Regions from separate parts of the Homo sapiens genome. Here region 1 is linked to region 2. The links are chromatin contacts, found by Hi-C or POLR2A ChIA-PET in ENCODE. All regions are on one chromosome and are shown on one strand. The core of a region is the stretch at or near the end of the contact, and the rest is flanking DNA. Distances in the headings are between cores, read along the strand shown.

The links. A loop is a pair of places that touch in the nucleus more often than their neighbours do. ChIA-PET counts read pairs that join two places held with the same protein, here RNA polymerase II (POLR2A). Pooled maps may share reads with other maps.
Region 1: a loop to region 2 is called in a pooled map, with 2.5 times the contacts of the local background. The contact joins two enhancer-like sites. A Hi-C loop is called at or near these places in 13 of 168 maps with a recorded cell type or tissue (CD4-positive, alpha-beta T cell, CD4-positive, alpha-beta memory T cell, CD8-positive, alpha-beta T cell and 8 more), 12 of 37 single-sample maps with no recorded cell type and 21 of 50 pooled maps. POLR2A ChIA-PET finds 5 or more read pairs at or near these places in 17 of 52 experiments (AG04450, CD4-positive, alpha-beta T cell, CD4-positive, alpha-beta memory T cell and 11 more).

The regions. Positions count from the first base shown.
Region 1 is chr2:239,333,023-239,340,168 of GRCh38, forward strand. The region is part of intron 2 of HDAC4 (histone deacetylase 4); the gene reads right to left. Among named protein-coding and RNA genes, the nearest start is that of MIR2467, 15 kb to the right of the region's middle. Within about 2 kb of position 5,134, at least 5 of the 41 ENCODE cell types and tissues checked have a DNase peak (open chromatin) inside an H3K27ac peak, as active enhancers do.
Region 2 is chr2:239,283,956-239,291,634 of GRCh38, forward strand. All of the region lies in intron 2 of HDAC4 (histone deacetylase 4), which reads right to left. Among named protein-coding and RNA genes, the nearest start is that of MIR4269, 18 kb to the right of the region's middle. RefSeq lists an enhancer at 7,235-7,679. Within about 2 kb of position 5,741, at least 10 of the 41 ENCODE cell types and tissues checked have a DNase peak (open chromatin) inside an H3K27ac peak, as active enhancers do.

The DNA of each region.
Region 1 (7,146 bases), core at 3,884-6,383, 48 kb after region 2:
AAATCTAAACAGTCCTATATCAGTTGAGGGTGTAATTTACAAATCTTCCCACAAAGAAAACTCCAAGATAAGTTCATAAGCAAATCCATCCCAACTTAAGAAAGAAATAGCATCTTTCCTACATAAACTCTTCAAGAAAATCAAACAGGTGTCAGCAAACTATGGCCCATGGGCCAAGTACAATCTGTGGCTTGATTTTATATAACCTGAAAAATAAGATGGGATTTTACATTAAGTGGTTGGTAAAAAAAAGAAGAAAGAAAAGAAAAAAGGGAAAAAAACGTGCAATAGAGACCATATGTGGTCCACAAAGCATGAAGTCTTTACTGACTCTCTACAGAAAAATTTTGGCAATCCTAGGAATAGAAGAAGAAAGCAACTTCATATTTTAAGAGATTAGTATAACTTTAATATTAAAATGTGACAAAGCATTTCAAGAAAAAATAACACGTCAATCTCATATCTTTAGATGATAAAAATTAAACTGACTATAAGCAATGTAAATTCAACAGTATATAAAAAGAATAACACATTATAATAATTATTACAGAAGTGTAAGGTTGACTTAACATTCAAGTCAATCAGAAAATTCAACACAATAAAATAAAGAAAAAAAGCATAAGACTATTAACAGATGCAGAAAAAGTCTAATACATTAAGTTGAACCAAATGAAAATACCATTTTTTGTAGATGGAAAAAGATCAAATATCTGCAATTTCACATGACTCCATCTAATATTTTAACAGCTGCTTATCAGAAAAACTCAGCAAACTAAGAACAAAAGTAAACTGCATTCATCTCATGGACTACACAGAACTTATAGCAAATTTTATCTATAATGATGAAATACTAAAAATTTTTCTCTTGATATTAGAATAAGACATAGATGCCTACTACTACCAATGACTGATATAGATGCCTACTATTACCATTTGACTGAAGGTCCTAGGCAGTGCAGCAAAGCAAGAAAGACATAAAAGTTTTAAAAATTAGCAAAGAAGAAATGAAACATTCACCGTCCATAGACAATATGCATTAAAAACCCAAAAGAATATATAGATAATGAGTATAATAATAAACACTGTGCGAGGTATCTGGAGACACGACAAATATACAAAAATGAATTGTGCTTCTAAACATTACAAAAATAAAATTCCCCCAACAAAACAGCATAACCTAGAAGTAAATCTAACAAAAGAAATAAAAGACCTCTAGGCCAGGCACGGTGGCTCATGCTTGTAATCCCAGCACTTTGGGAGGCCGAGGAGGACGGATTGCTTGAGGTCAGGAGTTCGAGACCAGCCTGATCAACATGGTGACGCCCCGTCTCTACAAAAAATAGAAAAAATTAGCCAGGCATGGTGGCATGTGCCTGTAATCCCAGGTACTCAGGAGGCTAAGGCACGAGAACTGCTTGAGCCTGGGAGGCGGAGGTTGCAGTGAGTTGAGATTGTGCCACTGCGCTCCAGCCTGGGCAGCAGAGCAAGACTCCATCTCAAAACAAACAAATAAAAAAAAACTAAGACCTCTATACTGAAAATTACAAAATATGATCGAAAGAAATTACAGATGCTCGAAAAAAATAGAGAGACGTAGCATATTCGTAGATTAGAAGACTCCTAATAAACTGATTTCATATGCAAATCAGTGGATCCCAATTGAGACCACAGCAGGTATTCTGTTGAAATTGAAAAGCTGATTTTAAAATTCATATGGAGGCCGGGCGTGGTGGCTCATGCCTGTAATCCCAGCACTTTGGGAGGCCGAGGCAGGTGGATCACAAGGTCAGGAGATCAAGACCATCCTGGCTAACACGGTGAAACACCCCCCTCTACTAAAAAATACAAAAAAATTAGCTGGGCATGGTGGCGTGCACCTGTAGTCCCAGCTGCTGGGGAGGCTAAGGCAGGAGAATGGCGTGAACCTGGGAGGCGGAGCTTGCAGTGAGCCAAGATCGTGCCACTGCACTCCAGCCTGGAAGACAGAGCAAGACTCCATCTCAAAAAAAAAAAAAAAAAAAATCCATATGGAAATGCAAAGGGCTAAAAAGAACCAAAACAAGCTTTGAAAAGTTTTAAAAAGTTGGAAGACCTACATTATTAGATACTATGGTTAACTGCAAATCTATTAGTTAAGACAGTGTTGCACTGGTACACAGATATGCAAACAGACCAATGAACTAGAATAAAGTGCAAAAACAGATCCATTTATATAATTTATTTCACTTATGACAAAGTTGCATTGGATAGCAGAGAAGAAAGGATGACTCTTTTAAATAAATACTGTTAGGCCAACTGAATTTCCAAACGGAAAAGTAACTCTCAATCCCTACCTCACACATAAAAAAAAAAAAATTCCCAGTGGATCACAGATCTAAATGAGTGATAGAACAATGAAGTTTATCAAAAATAATATAGAATATCTTCAAATAGGCATAGATAAAACTATTAAATTGGACTATTAAAATTAAGAGCATCTGTTCAGCAAAAAAAAAAAAAAAAAAAAAACACCATTAAGAAAGGGAAAACGCAGCACACACATAGAAAATAGCAACAAACAACAAAAAGCTCATTCATAGCCAGTGTACAGAAATAGCTCCTACAACTCAGTAAGAAAAATAAAGACAAACCAATTTCTTAAATGAATAGAAACTTCTCCACCAAAGATGACATCTAGTTGGTCAATAAACGTATGAAAAGGTATTCAACATTTTTAGTAATCTGGGAAATACAAATGAAACTACAATAGTTAAAATGAAAAAGAATTACAGTACCATGTATTGGCAAGGACAGAGCAACATTCTATAGGTCAGAGTGTAAATTGGTACAATCAATTTGAAGAACTGTTTGGCACACATACACCTTATCAAAAGAATTGCATACTTATATGAACCAATTGAAATATACAAGAATGTTACAGTAGCATTATACATAATTCCAAACTGGAAACCACCAAAATGTCATCAGCAATTGAACCAATAAATAATTTGTGATATGTTCATACAATGAAATATTATATACCCATTAAATGAAGAAACTACTACTATAAGCCACAATATCAATAAATCTAACATATTGTCAAGTGAAATAATCCAGACAATAAGAATAAGTATTACGTGATTTATATGACGTTCAAAACCAGGAGAAACTCATGTTAGAAGCTAGAGAAGTGGTATCTAGAGGGTGTGAGAGTGAGGGTACAGTAACTGAGAGAGGACATATACGGGGCTTCTGGGTGTTGGGATGTCCCATTTCACAATCTGGGTAGCAGTTACAGGCATCTTCCTTTTGGGAGAGTTCATCAAGCTAAGCAGTCATGATTCTTGCACTTTCCTGGATGCCTGTGATACTTCAGTTAAAAAGTTCACTTAGACATTGGCGGTCTTCAAGGCTACATGTTTATAATAACAACAATGGAAAGGCTGAAAACAAACTCCCTGTCCACCAACAATGACTTGTTAAGTTACTCTACCACATCCATGCACAACCATAAAAAAAAGAGTCCCCAAAGGAAAAACTGTAAAAGCTAGGTGCTAAAGTAACTACAGTATACAGCCATTCATGAACAAACATTAAGCAAAAGAGAGTATCTATAAATGTACTTCATTTTGTGAACTCAAAATTCTTGACATATTTTATTAAAACTTGAGTAGACAGTAGAGAGAGCTGCCATATACCCTACCAATACCACCTGCACATTCCCCGCGATTATTAGCATCCTACCTTACTACGGTATGTTAGTCACAATTGGGAACCAATACTGACATTACTGTCATTAACTAAAATTCTAGAGTTTAGGATTTCCTGAAGTTTCCCACTAATGTCTTTTACTGTATTCCAAGATCCATCCAGGATCCCATCCAGGAATTCCACATCACACTTAGGTGTCGCATGTCCTGAGATCCCTCCTGGTGGTGACAGTTTCTCAAAGGATGCTTGTTTCTGATGACCTTGGCATATCGAGTGGGCCTGGCAAGAGTAGACTGTAGGAAGGGTGTCTACTGGAATTTGTCTGATGTTTTTCCCATGGTTGGACTGGGGCTATGGGTTACTGAGAGGAAGACCACGGGGGAAAGTGCCATTCTCATCATATGAATTGATTTTTAAACACATGGACTAGAATTAACACACACCCACTCCACTAAACTGGTTTTACTGAACAGCAGGTTGTCACACAAACGGCTCCAAGGGAGGGAGTGGAGGAAATGGCAAGGCTCGGAGACACTGCTGTCAGATGCACGTGAGACTCAGCTGTACTCACCGGCGAAATAAACGTTTTGGCTCCGGGAAGGCAGAAAACGTCCACTTTGAGAGAAACTCACACCCTGCATAAGCCACTAACCGGTGGGGACTCCCACGCCACACATCGCACCAATACAAGCTCCATTCACAGAAAACCCCACTGCAAGTCGGTTATCGCTGCAAACTTCCTCTCTCTAACAGGAAGAAATCAGGACTCACGGGAGTAAGCAAAATGAGGCCTAAATCCGGCAAGCGAGGAAATCAAACACTTCCATCTTAATCACATATTATAGCGATGAGCAACCGAGTCAGATGGCCGCTGCTGGGTTTGACATTTTGTGGCTCTTCCTTTCCTCTGAGCTCCCAACTTGCTTCCAAGAATGAGGATAAATTAACATCCACATATCTGACCAGAGCCAACTTCTGCTCCCAAACATACGGCGACGGGGGAGACAGGATGCACCCAAAGTGGCCCCTGGCTGTGCGTGACAAAGCTTTCCAGGAACAGAGCGAGCCAGGCAGGACAACCGGCTTCGGCTGAGATCTGCAGACTGGGCCCTGGCAGAATAAATGAGCGGACTGGACCCAGTCCAGGCTCGGGACAATTACAAATAGCAAGAGAACAAGAAATGCTGGCTTGTTTTTGTACACTGCTATCTCTTCGGGGGCAGAAAGACAAAGAAAAAGGGGAGAAAGAGGTGGATCTGGTCTGGAAATCCCAGGAAAGCCAGGCCATGCAGAAGGCATCCCCCAGCACACCGAAAGCCAGGGAATCTGCAGCCTTGAAGGTGAGGCTCAGCCCCGCCCACCAGCCAGGTGCAGAGGCTGCTCAGAGAGCACAGGCAGGTACTCCAGACAAGCACAGAGAGACAACTCCGCTCCCAGCTGGCTTGGTCTGTGCCACCAGCTGGACGTGTTTTATCTCAGTCCCAAAATGCACGGTTTCTAGACCTCCCGTGGCACCTCTCTCGCGACTCAAAGCCAGTGCAGTGAGTTCCTGGAGGCCCATGCAGCTTCCTATCCACCACGTCCCTCACCACCCTCTAATACAACTGGGGCAGCGGCAGCCTCTACTCGTTACCCTCTCCTCCCGCTTCCCTTCATTCCATCAGTGCCCCAAAATCCCTATTACAGGAGGCCTTGTCTGACCCCTGCAGCAGCCCAGTTATCCCTGAGATTCTCACACCGACCTTCGTCCAACCCCCTAGTGCAAACATCAAATGACACCTATTAAAATTGACACACTAAAAGAACGGCTGCATCTGAGCTCAAAGTTTATTCACACTGAGCTTTTAAAATCCAAAACTACCATTTGATGTTCAAAATTTAAATAGCCACTACATAAAATAGGAAAAAATAAATTCCTTTTATTTTTCTAAGGGAGTTCTCCAAATCCTCAGCAGCTGCTATGAGATTCCCGTGGATTTTTAGGTACAAAGTTCAGACTGAGAGGACCACAGTATTCAATGAGATTCTGAGCTCAGTCCATCCAGAAGATTCCATAAGCATCCAAGGCAGAAGTGAGATTCAGCCACCAACCACATTTCAAAAGCCACTGGTGGAGGATTCCAGAGCAGGTGTCATCCAGGGCTCAGGGCCTCCAGGCTCCCCCCAAGGCTGAGATTCTACCAAAAGCGTAGGTTCGGTTCCCCAGTGGCTGAGTTTTGTTTCCGGAGAGCATGTGTGTTAAACTGACTTGAAAGGTATCCAAAGAAACTGTGAAGGCAGAGGTCATCTGTATTTAAGAAAACTATGTATTTAGTTTACATAAAATCAGAAAATACAGAATCTGGCTTTGAAGAAAACAATGGTAAAGATGTTATATTGACAAGTAATTTTAACCAATGTCTCTGAATGAATATACCAACTCAGATACATCAGCCACCTGCTGTTCCTATCCAGGTGAAGGCCGGCTGCCCTGCCCTCCCCTTCTGTCATAAGAGGGTCTGGGGTTGCCTGTAAACACAGGGCTGCCCCACTGCTCACTGTCCCAGTGAAGTCCTTTGCTCTGCCAGTTTCCATCAGCTGCAGGGCCAGGTGCCGACAGAAGGCAAAAGTCAAAGCCCAGTATCTTTCTAAAGAAACAGGGCCCGATGAAAGGAAGCAACCTCAGCCCCAGGAGGCAATGGGCCCAGTCCAGGTCACCCCGGACACAGAGCCACCCCTGGGCAGTGATCTCCCAGCTCCTGCCCCTGTCCATTCCCCAGGTGAAGCCTAAATGCTCTGATCTGGACATGGGTGAGGAGCACCAAAGCCATGCTCTCTCGGGTGATGTGAGCAACTCAACGGAGACCTACGTTGTTCTTTTGTTCATGAAGATAGTACTGAAGTTTGAAATAACATCCCTCAGCAGAGCTCCAGAGCAGAATCTTCCCAGAGAACCACACATGTGGCCCGCGGCCCCCTGCAATCTCCTGGCTAAGGCATTAAAAACACCATCTCCTTAGAAAATGCAGTCCTTGAGGCCACACCCATGCAAATCAGTCCACCAAATCCACTCATAACAGCATCCAGGTAACTTCCAAAGAAATGGAAACACTGATAAACACAAGAAACACCCTCCCCACATGTGATTCTCATGCATCAGGTCCTGCAGACCACAGAGAGTTCAAGGAAACCGCAGCCAAGAACCAAGAAAGCCACATCCATGCTCAGGCCAGGGCCACCGGCCTTTGTGACTGCTTCCCTCAGCAGAAGTGCTAGCAGCTGAGTAGGGAGACATCAAGACATCATGACAGAAAGAGGCTGGGGGCCTGAACACAAAGCAAGAAGAGTGGGATGTGTCCCCACCCCAGATACCCTCCTAGTTTCTAACACATTCAGGCCAGGATGGTCCCTGCAGCAGTTGGGGCATGGGGTCCTGCTGGTGCTGCTGCTCCCTCACCCCAGGACACCCCAGCTCTT
Region 2 (7,679 bases), core at 4,491-6,990:
CCTCGGGATCTACAGCGGTGAGGCCCCGAAGGCGCCAAGGGCGTCGGCGCAGGGGCCCCCAGCCAGTCACAGTTCCCGCTTCTGCACCCCAGGGCCTCTGAAAACTGTGAAGTCCATGCTGCGGTCTCCACGCCCAGTGGCTTTCCACGTCTCTCCACATGACACTCACCTGCTGCCCATCACAGGCCGCAGACACACTGAGAGGAGCCCAAGTGGTGTCTGAAGCAGGACTCTCCACCAGGACAGTGCCGGTCCTGAGCCCAGCTACAGGGAGCCGACCACAGCGGAGCCGAGGACACCGATGGCAGGACTGGCTGCGCTTCTGATGAATGTGGTTTGGGATGCTGGGTGAGGGACAGAGGGAGCGGGCCAGGGAGTGGGCAGAGTGAGCCAACGCATGGGGGCAGCCCTGAGCCACTGTGCTGACCCAGTGATGGCCAACAGCATGCTCCATCACGGGGACCCTCCGCGGGGCCTCGGGGAGCATCGCAGAGCTGCCTCCCTGAGGAATGGGGGCAGGTGCATTGTGGCCCTCGTAGTCAGGGGTGACCCTGAGAGCAGCTTCCACACACGCCAGGTGACATGCATGAAAGCCCATCAGGTGCCCCTGGGCATCCGGTGCCAACAGAGGCAGAGGCAGGTGAAAGGCAAGATGCCCCTGCATGAAGATGGTCCCAGCACACACAGAGCAGGCCACCACAGTAGGGACTGGGTGGGAGGTGGGGCCTCCAGGATCTGCAGGGGGAAAGGCACCAGACGGTGAGCGCCCACGCCCCAGAGCCAGAGGCCCTTCCACTCTCCAGTGTCCTGGAGACCAGTGTCCCGGTTCAAAAGTAAATACACAAGCAGCCCTCCCACAGGAAGCTGAGGAGAGTCTGGGCTGCAGACTGGGGAGACCCAGGATCGGGAAACTTTTGTTTCATTGTGTTTTTTAATGTAAGTAATTAGGGTATATTTAGAGGCTCAGAAAGGAAGCCAGAGACAAGTGACAAAACTTACAAGGAAAATGAGAGGATATTCACAATGAAAGGAGAGATGGGATCAAAAGCATGAAGGAAGCCCAGAGACAAGTCGTCTAAATGCATCCATCAGTCTACCAAGCCATCAAATAAAATACATCCCACCCCACACCTAGACAATCTACAGTCTACCTTCATGGCAACCTGGAAGGCCAGGTTCAAAGTTCAAAGTTCAAAGACTGCAGATGGTACAGAGAAAGCGTTACACAGTGAGAAAACAGGCAGCTGGATGAGCACAGAGCCACGGTGGAGGGGGACAGAGCCACGCTAAGGAGGAACACAGCCATGCTGGGGGTGGGAGGGGCAGATCCCTGCTGGGAGTGGAGAACGCGCCGCGGCTGGGCCCCCAAGTTCGCGGCTGTGCAGCGTGGCCAGAATGCTGAGCCGGTGCTCTTCCCTGGCATCCTGCACTTCCTGGGTAAGGAAGGAGAAGCCTTACAGCAAGGGGTTCCACCGAGGCTGGGGCTTCGCTAGTGTGCGGGGAGGCAGAGGAGCAGTGCCGGCTGCCAGCAAGTGTCTCCGCCGCGGGACCTGTCATCCCAGCTGGTGGGGAGAAAACGAAGCTGGGTAAAAGGGGCTGAGAGAAAGCTGGCCAAAGGTTGGGCTTTTGAAGTACTAGAAACTTCCTCTTCTGGGGACGTGGCAGACAAGTCATCTTACAGGCTCTTGTGCTGTGGAAACCCCAGGTTCTGCATAAGACATACCTTCTGTCACACTGCTGGGCTCACCAGCAGTAAGGAAACCCTCCAACAAGCCAGAAATATATAATTAAGGGAAACAAAAGCAACTCGAGCTGACAGGAGAGTTGAGGGCAGCGGGTGGAGGACTGCATGGGGGTCAGGACCGAGGTGAGCCCAGAGCTGCAGCGTTCAGGATGCAGGGGCTGGAGTCCAGGGCAGCTCCCAGGAAATGCACGTGGCATGCCTATCAGAAGAACGGCCTCCTCACTCCCATCCCTCTATTTCCAAACAGTAAGACCAGCGAGACATACGCTCCCAAGCAAACACAAGCCAACACAGAAAGAAGTGAAAAAAGGCAGCAAACACATCAAAAGACAGTCAAGTTCTTCAGTTACTCATATCATGAGAAATGGTACGATTACTGTTTCTGAAACTTTCAAAGAATCTCTTAATGCTTTATTCACTATCATTTTCCCCATGTATGTTTTGATTAAATAAAAAGTTTATGAAAATACTTGAAAAATTTTAAGTAATGAATCAGAGGAAGCAACAGAATTGTCAAAATTAATCATTTTAGGAAAAGAACAAAGTAGACTTTCAAAAATAATAAGTGTAATTGATGCATTTTAAAAAAAAGAAAACCCTCAATGAATGATTTAAGCAATAAATGCCATGCAAAAATAAAAAGGAGATTCGGTGAGTGAGAAGATCCTGACGAAGAAATCAGCTGAGCAGAGGGAATCAAAATACAAAAATGAAGGAGAGCCCAAATCCTGTATTTTGTATTCTGAAAGTAAAAGTCCAAGGAGAGTTGAAAACCCATAAGAGCCACCTGAGGAGGTGTGACAGCTGACTCTGCAGGACTGGGAAGGAAGGGAAGGAAGGGAAGGAAGGAAGACTATGGAGCAATATTTAAAGGGGCACTAGCTGCGGATTTCCAGGACTGATAAAACACACAAACTCACAGACACAAAGGCAAACATATGCCAAGACAACAGGGTGCTCCACACCCAAACACACCCTGACAAAACTGGGAGCATCAAGGACAAAAGAAGATGTGACGAGCAGCCAGTGAGACACAGACAGACAAGGAAGGAGCGGCTGCTATGCTGAGGTAGGCCGGCCAAGGATGAGAAGAATACACCAAACGTGATGAAAGGAGAAAAAGAAAACTCACCTCCAAGTTTTGCCTAACAGTCACTCAGGCATGTTGGTGAAATAGAGACATTTTCAGATCAGACACACATACACACGCAAGGACTGTATCACCAACAGGTCTACTAAAGCTACTCCTAAGGGGTATGTGTTCATAAAGAAAAGAGAAAGTGACCCCAGCAGGAGAGTGTCTGATGCAAGCAGGAAGGACAAGTGCACAGGGAGTTGGACACTGGCCTGGGCAGGGAATGTCCTGGGGACCTCTCGGACAATACGAGGCATTTGATCACGTCTATACCAGGATGGGGCATGCGTCACACTTCGTGAGCCCACAGTGATCCATCAGCATGAACTGCAGCCGTGCCTGGATTTCCTGTTTTCCCTGTGGTCCTCCTGTTCTGAGACCCCACCCAGGACCCCACTGTCCTTCCTTTATCCTCCTGACTCCTGAGGCTCCTTCGGCTGCGACGGTTTCTCAGACTTGCCTTGTTTTTAATGACCTTGACAGTTTAAAGTACTTGATTGGGTGTTTGCTAGAATGTCCCTTAATCAGAATTTGTTTGATGTCATGACCAGATGGGGTTGTATGTTTTTGGGAGGAAGGTCACAGAGACCAAGTGGCACCTCCTTACATCATCTCAAAGGTGTACTGTTGACACGACCTTTTAAAAACTTGGGATGGAAATGAAAATGCTAAGTGTCAAAACTTGTTGTATGCACCCAATGCCTACTTCAAGGGAACTGTGTAGCTTATAACAGAAGGAAGGCTAAGAACTAATGGGAGCTGCACATCCAACCTCGGGAGAGAGAGAACACTGGGTGCAGCCAGCCACAGAAAGTACCAGGAAGATAAGAGCAGGCATTTAAAACACAGAAAGCTGACTTACAACTAAGGGAATCCACAAAGCCAGAGTGACTCAAAACGATTAATACAGATTAATCAAGAAGAAGACTAAGTCATGTTGTAAATGAAAACGGGTACACAGAGACAAATCCAGCAAAGATGTAAACACCAGAAGCAAATCTATGACAATAAAATTGAAAACGTAGATTAAGTAGGACTCCTAAAAACTTTCTTTTAAATCCATATGACAGGAATTAAAAGTTCAGGTTATCAGTAACCATTAAAGATGTTAAATCAGTAGTTAAAACATCAAACCACCAAGGAAATATGAACCCCAAATAGTCTGAGGTTAATTTTTACAAACTTTCAAGGAATAATTAATTCTAATCTTAAATAAACTATCCCTGTAAGTTAAAAAAAAAAAAGACCTTAAAAAAGGAAAATTACCGTCCACTCCAATTCAAGAACAGAGATGAAGAATCCTGAAGCGCTAGCAAAGTATGAAAATGACAAGATTTATCACAAACAAGCTGAATCCACTGGAAGAGATAAGGGAAGTTTAACAGAAAATTAGAACAGAAAACTATACGATCATCACAACAGACGGAGTAAAAGCATTTGGCTAATGGAACACAGCTATCCATGAACTTAACTTGAAAAAGGGAATCTAAAATAACCTATGTCAAACATCATACTTAAATTGGGAAAAATGTTAAAAATCTTCTCTTTAATGTCAAGGACGACAGAAGGAAGTCCAGTATTTCTGCTCTTACTCAAAACTGAACTGGAATTCCCAGCTAGCACAGTAAGACAAGGAAAATAAACACAGGAATTGGAGAGGAAGACACTAAACTAGCATCGTTACTTTAACAGTCTTTGTCTTAGAAACCCTGAAGAATTTACAGAAAAAAATTTTTAGAAATTATAAGATTTTAATAAGATGATTGGATATAAAAATAAAATATAAAAATCAACTGCAATTCCAAAAACTAGCAAGGGAAAACTTAATTAAAAAAAAAACGTATTGTCTGCAACAGAAAAACAAAACAACTACAATCTACCAAAGAATAAAGAATAAATCTAACTTGACACGTACAAGACCTTTATAGAGAAAATTATAAAAATCTATTGAAAAAAGACAGTAAAGAAGACCTGATGGAGGGAAAGAGAAGCCACACACACAAATATACTGTCAGGATGCCAACCCTGCCTTCAAATTCATCCATAGAGTCAATGCAATTCCAATCAAGTTTCAGGCTAGGCTTTTTAAAGGAACTTGTCTCTAGACAAGTCACAGCTTAGGAGGAGCTGGGACAATTGCAGGGAGGGGGCTGAGACAGGGGAGTGCGGCTGCAGCGCCTGTCAAGGAGACAGTGCCCTGCTGGCCCCAGGACAGGCTCTGGAGCAGCTGAGCACAGGGAGGGTCCAAAACAGATTGAACTTGGAGGATGAGCTGGCCGCACAGCTATCCCAGAGAAAGGGTGTAAAGTGTCAAACATTATGGTTCTCAAAATGAGAAAAGAAAATGAAACTGATCCCCACCCTGCACCCCACACAAAAACCAAAGGCTTAAGTATGAAAGACAAAACGTCAAAGGCCTTAAGAGAAAATATACAAGGTTATCTTTATGGCCTTGAGGTAGGGAAGGTTTTTTGGTGGTTGTTTTGTTTTTAAATGAAATACGAAAAAGCACTAACCACAAAAGAAAAGGTCTGTGTTTTGTCTTAGTCGAGGTGTCATTTAAGAACTGTTTTTGCATATAACTTTTCTTATGTTACAATATGTGTGTGTGTTTCCAGATCAAGGAAGTCGAGTAAAACACTTCTAAGTAACATTTTTTCCTTCTTCACTCACTAAACCTTTACTGAACTCCAACTAAGTGCCCAGCACCAGGCCAATAAAGAATAAAAAGACAGGAGGAGCAGAGGTCTTTTCTTCTGGAAATCCAGGCTGGGGAGAGAGCACACATCACAGGGCAGGAGCAGCAGCCCCTCAGCCACTGTGTTGGGCACGCAGGGCCCCTCCCAGCCACCTGGCTCATCTGATGTGGGAGCCCACGGAGAGCAGAGAGCACCCCCCAAAGTCCCCGCCTGATGGGGCACCAGAGCTCTGCCCGCTGCCTGATCCTGCCCAAACTCTGAGAATGCCCCTGGTTATAACCCTCCGTTTCCCTACTGTACACACTGGTGCACAAATCTGCATAAACCCTCACTTCATAATCATCCTTCAAATTACACCTAACCTTATCCTCTTGATGGTTCACCACTTCCTAAATTTTAAAACAGCATCGTGATCTTTACTCACCATTTTTGAGTTAAGGAAAACAAATGAGAGAATAAAATTAACAAAGTTCTATCAACTACAGAAAAGATCTTATTTTCTAATCCAATTACGGCAAATAAAAAAGGCATCAAGAGTTAATATAAATGTACACTCCATTGAAATGGCTTAATCAAAAGACACAACATTAACCAGGAAAAATTCACTCAAGTCTTGTCATTCAAACTTAAAATATATCAACATTTTTACTAAATTTATTTTTTTTCAAATGTGCACTAACATTTTCCATGTTATCAGACTTTACTCTTACCTAGTTCCCTGTCAGCTGAGCTAATTCCTTAACTATAAAGAAACAGAGCACCCTAAGGCCAGGCTGTGGGGACACCCAGAACCAACGGCACGTGACATGAAGCACCAGCGACATGGGGACACCAGCACCAATGGCGTGAGGATGTCCAGCACCAATGAGTGGCCCATTTTATGTGGCTGAAGGACACCTTCTGTGTGGACTAGGGAGAATATGGTAAAACTGGAGACCCTAGGAGTCTTCCATATCACCCCAAGAGAGTTTTGGAGAGAAAGGGGATTTAGAGTGTCAATCTTTAGAAAAATCAAACAGGCAGGGCAAGCTCCTGAAATGGGAGTAGGCACACACACACACACACACAGGCACGTGCGCACAAGCAGTCACGTACACACATGTACGCACACACAACCACACATGCGCGCACGCATGCATTCAGTTCGCACGCGCATGCACACACACGCACGCACACACTCACATACGCACTCACGTACGCACACACGCGCACGCACTCACACACACACCACACACGCTCCCGTGTTTAGTGTGTTTCTAGGGCACTATGGGGAGGGCCGGGGTTCTATACAGGGCCTGGCCCACCTGAAAGTCCATGTGAAAGGCAGCCTCCAGGGCTCCTATCAAGTGGGTGGCTTCGCTCATTCACTCAGGAATTTTTCGTGGCACAGTAAGGCAAGGGGTGGGGATTTTTCTTTAAAAGCTTTATCCAATCATGACTAATGGAATAAGTGAGCCAGGCCTCAAGAAAACCGAGGACAAAAGGAAAGAGCCGTTCAGAAGGCAGCGCCTGCCTCCACCTGCTGGTGCGTGCCCGGGACAGGGAGGACGGCAGGTTTTACCAAGCACTTTCAAACAGAAATCCAAGTTCCCAACAAAGAAAACCCCAAATACAATAGTCCCTGGGGTCCTTGTTCAGCCCCCTTTTGACTGGGACGCTGCCGTCGAGTGCCAGGGGGTGTTATGACAAAACTGAAAAGCATGGCGGGTAAGAACGTTCCAAGGCATGGCTCGCCTGCCAGGGCTGGCCCGGGCTGGCCAGGGCCAAGTGCACACGGGGATGGGCCTTGCCAGGCCAGCTGCGACACCACAGGCTTGCTGAAAATAGCCGGTGTTTGTTTACATGGCCTGGGCTGAGAGCCTGATCGCCCTCAAAGAGGGGTCCCCTGGGTGGCGGGGGGCCTGAGGGCACACAGGAAGAGCTGCAGTGGGATTTTCAAAGAAACGTCATCATCTAGAGACCCTGGAGCTCTGGAAAGCAGGAAGGCCGCTAGGTCGCCCCTCTGGAACTTTGGTTTTCATGGGTGTCAATGCGCAGCAACCCACGGTAGGGCCCGAAGCCAGCCTGCTGCTCAGGCCTGGAGAATGAAAACAGCTTTAAA